2 separate regions of the Homo sapiens genome follow, and region 2 is linked to region 1. A link is a contact called in ENCODE Hi-C or POLR2A ChIA-PET data. All regions are on one chromosome and are shown on one strand. Each heading gives the region's core, a stretch centred on a gene start or an enhancer-like site at or near the end of the contact. The rest is flanking DNA. Distances are from core to core; before and after follow the strand shown. Region 1 overlaps LOC105378275 (a long non-coding RNA gene). Region 2 has its middle 130 kb from the start of LINC02659.

Region 1 (4,772 bases), core at 965-3,464:
TTCAATGGATTGAATGAGACCCAGCCACGCCGGAGAGGGCAATCTGCGTTACTCACTTTACCAACTTGGATGTGAATCTCACGGAGAGGCTCCCCCACAGACATACCCAGAATACTATTTGACCAAATGTCTGGATATCCTGTGGCTCAGTCAAGTTGTTACATAAAATTAACCATCCCTACTGGTATGCACAGAAACATTAGTTGGAGCACGGCAGTTTGTGTTCATTCACAGCACCCTGGGTACATAAATAAATCCACAGCCAAGCAAAGGATTGCGCCGAGGCTGTAGCAAAGCAAGCAGGAGGGCGCGGCCCAGGAGATGTGAGCTCCCATACTGCTCGCAGCACTGGGACCCAGCATCCCCCTCAGCAATAGCCCAGAATACACAGGGCATCAAGAGCCCTGCCCTGCAAAGGGAGGGCAAACCTCCCATTCCTGGTGCTTTAAGTGGACCCAATCCCTGGCTGGAACTTGAAGGCAGGCCACAGAAACAGACTATTTCCGCCCTTTACTACTCGTACTTGTCTCAGCCCATCTGCTCACACCTTATCCTTCGGGTTCCTAACCCCACTATCTGTACCCAGGTCTTATATTAGCATTTTCCCCCTGGCCACTCAACTTAATGCATGTTTAGATTCACTTTTGGGGCTTCATGAAGTTCCGACTTTCTTTGGGCACTGGACACTGCATCGTGGAATCCCTACATTCTTTGCAAAAACTTCCTTACTCCAACCCACGTCGCAAGGACCTCCCACTCATGACTATGCAGAGTTGGGGATTTGGCCTAACCCAGCAGGCTGGCTTCTCCTGCAGATGCGCCAGGCATCCCGTCACATAATCAGCATGCCTGCTTCTGGAGAGGGACCACTCATTGTGTTGGGCTCCCTTGCGAGCTCAGCACTGAGATGGTCCTAGGAGTTTCTATCCCCACATTGCACCTGGAAATCTCATGGTCCTTGACAGCCACAGGTTTCCAGTGGCAGCTCATGAGGCCTCCAGATAGGTGGCAGGGACCGAAATACTTCACAGCTTTTCCACGGACAAAGATCAGCAATTTGTTTTTAAAATAAAAAGTCAATGTTAAAGTGAAGTTGGCATCAGGTAATTGAGATGCTATCAGGATCCTGAGTGGGGACTGAACACATGCAACCACACAGTGTAGTATTTTTAGGCAATTGCTCACTCATTTGAGAAAACACAGTGGGTAAAACTGTTTCCCTTGTGGTGACTGTTGGACTTCCTGCATTTTCAGAGGTTTTCTGTATTTTCATAGGAGTCCCATTTCCTTTTAAGAACCAGATTGCCAATGCCCCATTAGTTAGCTTTCCACTCCAACAGGCCGCTTGCTCTTTTGCCTTTCCCTCCCCTTCTCTTTTAAACCAATTAATTAAAAAGCTTTACAAAAACAATACATGCTAACGTGAAAAATTAAAGCAGTATAGAAAACTACAACACAAAAAGGAAAAGCTCCTCTGCCCTCAGCTCCTACACTCCTCAGAGGTGGCCATCATGAACATTGGCTTCTTTCTAGAACTTTTCCTGCATAGACAATCAGAGAAACATAGATTGATAGACTGATTTATGCAAAGATGGCTGAATAATGATGTTTAATGCTCTGTTACTTGCTTTTTCCTACTTAATTTATGCTAGACATGATTTCACAGCAGTTGTCAAGGAGGTCTATCACCCTTTTCAACATTTGCATTTTTTCAATTATAAATAAAAAATTAATTAATTAAGAAACACTTGCATTTGGTTCTACTGTAGAAGTGTACCATCATTTGTTTAACCAATATTCCACAGATTGACTTGTAGATTACTTCAGAGGTCTTAATATTAAATGTTCCAGTAAATATCCTCAGGCATGTGTTTTTGAAGAACAGGGCTAGTGTATCAACAGGAGATTGTTTTATAGGTCTTTATAAAATTAAACTGTTTTCACTGGTATAAAAATTTAATAATTGTCAAATAAAATGTTGCTCTTTTAAAGTTTCTTCTCATTATCAAATGACGCTTTTTTTTTTGTCTTGGTCTTCTATAAACCTGCCCTTAAGCTGTGACAAAATTAATTTAAAAAAATCGATGTTGGTCCATGGGATCCATAAATTCTTTTTATAGATCGTTTAACAGAATTCTGTGTCGTGGGCGAGGCTCCAGGCTGGTGTGCAGCGGTGCGCTCCTGGGTCTGTGAGTGGGCATTCCTCAGAATCCCCACAGCCTGACCTGCTGCCCTTTGCTGGTTTCACTTGAAGCTATTATTCCAATTGACTCACTCTTGGCTGACATCTGGATGCGTTTTATAACAGACTGTTTTCATAACTCCACAAAAAGGTTCTCAGGATTAATACTTGTTTATTTTCATTTTCCATTGGACCTTAAATTAGCTAGCAGCCAATACTGGCACAACCCCTTACTGGAAGCCATTTTACCTAAGTGGAGGGGATGGCAAATCCATCCAACCTTGGGTTTTCTGTTGCTTTAAAACCTCTTGCCAACCAACTATTCCAGAGTGGCTGTCAAATCAACCAATAGCAAAATATTTGGGAGTATTTGTCAGTTAGCTGGGGTAGAAGCAGCCAGATGTGTGGATAGGTCATACAGTTACCTTCCCCGTGTAAGTTGGGGCCAGGGTAACCCATGGACATGTGTGCATGTACAACACAGGTGCATGTACAGCCAAGCATACAGGTGCCAAGATATTTTATTGGGATATTATGTGTTTTCTTCTCTCTGTTGTAGGTATTTTTTTTTCCTCTCCCACCTGAAAATTTTTTCTTTGCTTTTTGAGATTGTACTTTCAAAGACATTCAAGACACCCAGATTTTAAATTCAGGGTGTTAATCCAGGGTTTTGTTTTTGAAGACCTGGGATCATTGAAGGGATTAAGTTAGATTTTCCTAGAGGAAAGAGGCAAGTGACTGCCTTTGAATTTAAGGATTGTCTGTATACGTGTGTGTGTGTCTGTGTGGTGGAGGAGGGGGTTGTTTGCCCTTTAACATTTGTTCTTTTAAGGTTTCTTCTCATTATCAAGTGACACTCTTTTTTTTTTGTTCTATAAACTTACCACTGAGCTGTGATAAAATTGATCATTTAAAAAAATATGTGTTGATCTGTTGTGATCTATAACTTATTTTCTTATAGATTATCATGGGCACAGCTCAAGGCTAGTGGTACAAGAGCACCCCTTCCCAGCAAATTAAAAAGCCTGTTATTTTTGCAAAAGCATTAGAAGCTTTCAACAATGTTGTCAAGAGCCTTTCTTAACTCTTTGGTGACTGGTCTGAGTCAGTCACAGGTGGAAGGTGTGATGTGATCAGACAGGCCCTGACATTTCTTGTGAACTCATGAAATCCTGCATCTTTTCCAAATGTGCAATTTTGTTTTTGAAATTAATTTTTATTATCTTCACATTGTGTTGGATGATCAGAGGATTATAATTATTCCCTGCCCCAGGGGAGAGTATTGCAAAGGTACATAGGGCATGAACGTGGGGAGGGCAAGAAGTGTGCCCAAAGCGTGCTATAGCACAGTGTGTGTTCCACTCCTCATACAGCAATGAACTGGTGAAGGAGTTAAAATCTTAATGATTTCCAAATGATCAACAGTTTTTAAAAACATAAATATGCAGCATGAGAGCCTACATTTGTACAAGTGTATGGTTGTGTGTGTGTGTGTGTGTGTGTGTGTATGAACATGCTTGCATGTATGTGCTCACAAATGGGGAGGAAGCACAAGAGGCAAAAGGCAATGGTTTGTTTCCTTTTTGAATTTAGGAGGTATGTTCAAGACAAGGAAGTTCTTTTCTTATCTTCATCAGACTACTGGAAAATGGAATAAAAATACAAACCATAAACTTCAGGCACTCAAGTTTCTGAGTTAAGAGTAGCATTCAAATGTTATTCCAAACCTCTATGGTCATAAGATTTCTATATTTTAAGTTGGGTGGTACAATACTAGCTCTAAGTAGGCGGTAAAAGTTAAGGAAATGTATTGTAATTTCTAGAACAATCACTCCAAATGTAATGCGATGAAGTATTGCTAAAAAGCCAACAGAAACATTAAAGTGGAATTCCAGACACTTCAAATAAACAGTCAGGAAAGCTGAGGATAATTCATTTAAAGTGTCTAGGGGCAGATAACAGGCCTTAAATGAATGGTTAAAGAAAAGTCAGCAGAAGAGAAAAGCAAAACAAAAACAAAAAGAAAGCACTCTGTATTTCCTCTCCTAAACATTGTTTAAAAAGCAGCTTGCAGGATATAGAGAAAATTCTTTTGGAAGAACGCTTGCTTAAGTAAGGTACCTAAATATCTTACCTAAATAAGATATTTTCGAACAACAAATACTCATACTTTTAAAGAAATACAACCACAAGCTCTGCAACTTAGAGATCAAAAAATGAGAGGCAAGGAGAATTGATACATGGAGAGGAACAAATATAGCACCACAGGACTACTGAGTTTATTAGAATTGATGTTGTCAAAAATGGAACTGTCATATGGATGAGATTTTAGAAATTATACAGTATGCAAAGGTTAGAGGGGGATTTGAATACTATGGTAAGTACAAGCAACAGGCAAATGTGTTCCAGTGCACCACTGATGCACTTCAAATAGAGAAAAGAGCACTTTGGAACAAAAAAATTATAGTTAGAAAGGATTTTTAAAATAGTTTAAAAAAACTTTCCGGAAATGACAAAAGATCTGAATTATTAGATAAGAGTGCTTATCATGTCTTAGGAAAAAGAAAGTAACCATTCACCAAGACATGTT
Region 2 (4,772 bases), core at 887-3,386, 240 kb after region 1:
CTGTGCTGATGCCACCTCCTGGCAGTTTCTTCTCTGATTCTGTCTCCTGTGCCTGGCATGGCTTGGATCCAAATCTGCATCCCAACCTCCCCAATGCACCAGGTAAGTCTTCAAAGATACGAATAAAGGAAATATGTAGGAAACAAAAGACACGTCAATGAAGAGGTGGACCCACATTTTGGGGTCTTCACTGTAGCCAAGGAAAGGATGTTGTGGTCTGTGTTAGGTGAGCCATCTACTCCTATGACTCCAATGTGCCTGACTCCCAGGAAGAGCTCAGCCCAGGGACCCCTTGATTTAGCCTTGTCCATCCCTATTCCCATCCTCAGGGATTTCACTGTTGACATGTTCTCTCCATGACTCAGAGCAGTTGTTCACCTTGTTGGTCAGGTGAGGACACTGGGTCAAACGGGGGACCCGGGTGCCAGTGATGCATCTGGTGAGAGACAGGCACAGGCAGGGACCCAGGCCAGGGCTCCTGCCTCTCGGGCTCTGGCCCTCCCAGTCCATCCCGCCTCTCGGGCTCTGGTCCTCCCAGTCCATCCCAGGGCTTCTCCCTGCAGCATCCTCTGCCCGGGCCCAGGATCTGCTTTGCAGAGGGGAGCAAAGCGCTCTAGGGCTGATGTGGCAAATCTTCTGACAAAAACGTGGCTTTTAGTTTGGCCCTCCTGCTCGGATATTGTTTGAGCCCTGATTCTGGGTGAAAGGCAGAGGGGAGCCCGCGTCTGTCTTGCTGGCTGTCCGAGGCTGGGCACACCCTCCGCAGGGCATGGGCGGTGGGCTCCCATCATTCTGCTCTCACCCAGGGAGCTGGGCACATTTGTGGGCCCATTGTGTGCTGGGCCAGCTGCCAGGCACCTGCTCCACACAGGGCTGTGCCACATCCCCGCTTTCCTGGAATTCAGGGAGTAAGAATGGAGCCGACTCCTTGTTCATTCCGCAATTATTTCTAGCTTCATTTTTCAGGCACCCCCTATGACATTGTTTTCCCAGGAACTCTGAAGCAATGAAACCATGAAACATTCAAACACTATGCATGGACGGTTTATCAAGAAAACAATCACAGAAAAAAGATCCCGCAAATTTTCCCAGTGAGAATTTCAGTGTGGGGAGGAGGAGATGGGAATGGCCAAGGGGAGGGTCAGGTTTCTCCTGAAATGCTGACCAGCTGGACAGGCCTGGGGAAGTGTCCATAAGTGCACGCACAGGCACACAGGGACACTGGGCATGCTCTCCTGTCCTGGTAGGACTCTTCCAACAACTAGAAACACTCATATTTCCTTTTAGATAATTTATGAAGTACTTTTAAACACACCCACTCCCTCAGGGGGAAGATTGTTCAAGCAACAACTTAACTTTTGTTGATGGATTATTGGCTATTAGGGGATATTAGTTCAGCATGTTTTGATTTGTGAGTTTGATTGAGGGGAGCAAAGGAGGCCCAGCTTGTTTAGTAGACAAAGTCTTGGGCTGAGAGGGGCCTGGGCTATGATCCTTCTCCTGGGCGCTCCCTGGGCACCGGCAGGCAGGTCCTCCCTGCCTCATTTCTCCCCCTGGTGTTTGTTCCTGTCATCCTCTCACTCAAAGCTTAAACCAAGGGGGACAGCAGGGCCCTGGGTCTTAGATGCTAGTTGCCTATCCCCTGGGGATGGCTCACAGAGGAGCCAGGGACTACGTGGGGTCAGGCCGTTGCACCAGAACTTGCTGCCCTGGTGTTTAAATGCTGTGACTCTCAGCACTCCAGGGCTAGACAGGCCGCTTGAGGTCCAGAGGGGGCTGGGGTTGGACAGGCTTTCCTCCACTCGCTCGGCCATCTATCTGTCTGTGATCAGCAACGCTGCCCTTGGTCAGCTGCTCAGCGAGGGCAACAGAGTAAGGGTATGCGAGGGAGTTTTTGCCACTTCAGCTAGCAGAAATTTAAGGACTCCCTCAAAGAAGGAAAGGAAAAAGAGGGCATGCTGGGGAATGTAGTTAGAAGGCTGTTGGTCTGCCCCACTGACCATCATTTCTATCTGGGCCCCAAGTGGCTGGGTGGGTGACGGAGGGGCCCAAGACCACAGAAACACACATTTCCTCTGCGAATCTCCTCAATCCTGCAGCTTCAGAGACTAAAAGGCGGAGCTTTTCCTTCGTGGGGAATCCAGATGGCCTGAGTGTTGTTCCCAGGCCCTGGGGCTATACACAGCTCCAGCTGCCGCGTTTCCTCATTTGGGATAATGAAAACAAGGGCTTGGACTGTCTCTGAGCTTTCTAATTGGGCCACCAGCTGATCCACATGGCCTTTTTTCTTTTAACCAACTTGACCTTCTAACATGAGCAGGGAAATGCCTATTTGCTTAAGCTTGTATTTTCCATAGTTATATAGCAAGATCCCATTTTTGTAAGCATAGTTTAGCTTACAGTGTAATGAAGCCCCATTGAGCCATCCAAAAAAAGTGAGTTGGGCTTCCTTCCAGTGTGAGGACCAGGATGCTGGGAGGGATGGAGGTCCTGGGGTGGCAGTGGCTCCTCTTGGGATGTGCACGAGGCTCTGATTCCATCCTGCACAAAAACAATGGCAGATTCACACCACATGGGTGGATCAGGAGGACATCATGCTCAGTGAAATAAGCCAGTCACTGAAGGACAAGTGCTGCATGATTCCACTTCTGTGAGGTTCTTAGGGAAGTCAAATTCATAGAAACAAAAGAATGGTGTTTCCAGGGGCTGCGGGAGGAGGAATCAGGAGCTGTTGTCTAATGGGGATAATTTCAGTTTTGCAAGATGAAAGGAGTTCTGGAGATGGATGGTGGGGATGGTTGCACAACAATGTGAATGTATTTAACGCCACAGAACTGTAAACTGTAAAAGGGTTAAATTAAGATGGTCCATTTTATTTTACGCATTTTTCACTACAATTAAAATGGTCTTGGGGGAATTGAGGCCAGCCAGCCCGTTTCTCCGAGGGGTGTGGAAAATGTCCCTAGGCTTCTGCATCAGCAGTTCTGTAGCCTCTGAGAAACCCACTGCTCTCCACTTCATCCCTGTGGCAGTGCTGATCCTGTACATTCTCATCTGCTAGGAATCCTAATTTATGATTCTGGCATACAATACAGGGCAAGCCTCACTGTGACCCATGTCTGGGGATGGGAACTGGAGCTTGGTTAGTTTGGTACATGCTTTGGTTTTGATAAGAGCTGGATCATGATCCAGTTGTATCTGTGAGGCCTTCCTTTATTCACTTGTTTGTTCTTTCCTTCATCATTCACAAGCTTTTACAGGGAACAGGTTTGGGGCTAGCACTGCACTAGGAAAACGCAGTGAAATCCTTGGTCCCAGACTGTAACGAATGTTGAGTGTGAAATGTACTCACTCCATACAAGGCTGCAGACATTCTGACTTTGAGCTTTTAATTTGTTTCATGGAAGATAAATAGCACTTTGTTTATAGATGAGTCTGAAGAGTAGAGAGCATGTGCCTGTGTATGCCGATGAAACTCCTTGCTACTTCATCTTTGCCATAGGGTCCCTGTGTGCCTCTCCTCGTCACTAGGGTGCCCATGCGGGAGAGCAGGCAGGAATGCTTCCAGGTACACACTGAGGGAGGGGCATGCTGGAAGCTGATAACACATGTTTAGCATAAAACCTTACTAACTCACTGTGAACAATGACTCAGTTCAGCCTGCAGGAGCCAGAAAGGCCCCCGGCGAGCTCTCTGTTGGAACTGGCATCTGCTCTAGTGGAAGAATTGTTTCTTTGAGAAAAGAAAACACACATGCATTATGGGAGGCAGAGCTGCCTCCTCAGCACCTCTGTCAGGCTCTAGCTCCTCAAAGAATGGCAAAGGGCGGGGAGGCTCAGGATCATATTGGCCGATAGAATCCTGCCCACTTGTGGAATTGGCTGTGCCAACGCAGGGCTATTTAGCCATTGCACAGACAAAATAGGAAACACACATTTCCTATAGCAGTGGGCAATGGTGCATTTCTATTGGTTTTATCAAACAAACCTTAAGCTCTTCGCCTTTTCAAAACTTAGAGAATAGGACCGTTTATATTTCGTGTGAACCTCGCCTTCCTAAACACAAAGGCCAATCTCAGAAGCCTGAAAACCCCGAAACAACGTTTGGCAGGAATCTCCATTCAGAGCAGGAAGGTTGTGTTTATATTCTTCTCTCTAGACCAAAGGCTCTTGCAGGGCTGCTGTTTATTTTTCTGTCTCAAAGAGCAGAGCCGCCAATATAATATAAAATAGGTAATATAATAAAAATACTTCATAAATCAGAAGCTCTGCTCAGTTAGGTCCATGCTCTGTCGACTCTGAAATAAACTTGTGGGCGCCCTTGCTGGCTTCATTTCCTCTTGGTTTCTTCATCAGTGTGCTGCCAGAGTCATCCTTCGGTTTGTTTCCGTTAATTCCCCCAGCCCATCCTGCACCAGGTCAGTCCCGCTGCAATTAGGAGTGAACTTTGTCTTGATCTGCAATGTGGCGTGGAGGGAAGTGTTTTCCTTCCCTCTCCTGGTGGAGTGGAGAAGCCGAATCTGCATAGCAGCAGGCACTACCGGCCAATCAAACGCACATCCATCATCCGTCACGGGAAGGTCTGGTTCTCACAATGGCGCTTTCCTTAGTAAAACTGGCCTTTCCTCTTGGGTAAATGTTTCCTTTAGAAAGCAATACATTGTGTAGTGGACAGTTAACTGCGAATAAGGGACACCTCAAATGCCAAGATTTTGGGGGCATCACCTTGCTCCTTTGGCATGAAGACATGCTGGAAAGAGGATTTTGTGAATG

What was found. Hi-C counts contacts between places; a loop is a spot of excess contacts on that map. ChIA-PET counts read pairs that join two places held with the same protein, here RNA polymerase II (POLR2A). Pooled maps may share reads with other maps.
Region 2: a loop to region 1 is called in a pooled map, with 2.3 times the contacts of the local background. The contact joins two enhancer-like sites. A Hi-C loop is called at or near these places in 4 of 37 single-sample maps with no recorded cell type and 4 of 50 pooled maps. POLR2A ChIA-PET finds 5 or more read pairs at or near these places in 1 of 52 experiments (Panc1).

What each region holds. Positions count from the first base shown.
Region 1 is chr10:43,807,140-43,811,911 of GRCh38, forward strand. The region is part of intron 2 of LOC105378275 (a long non-coding RNA gene); the gene reads left to right. Among named protein-coding and RNA genes, the nearest start is that of LINC02658, 31 kb to the left of the region's middle. Within about 2 kb of position 2,215, at least 2 of the 41 ENCODE cell types and tissues checked have a DNase peak (open chromatin) inside an H3K27ac peak, as active enhancers do.
Region 2 is chr10:44,043,055-44,047,826 of GRCh38, forward strand. No RefSeq gene overlaps it. Among named protein-coding and RNA genes, the nearest start is that of LINC02659, 130 kb to the left of the region's middle. Within about 2 kb of position 2,137, at least 6 of the 41 ENCODE cell types and tissues checked have a DNase peak (open chromatin) inside an H3K27ac peak, as active enhancers do.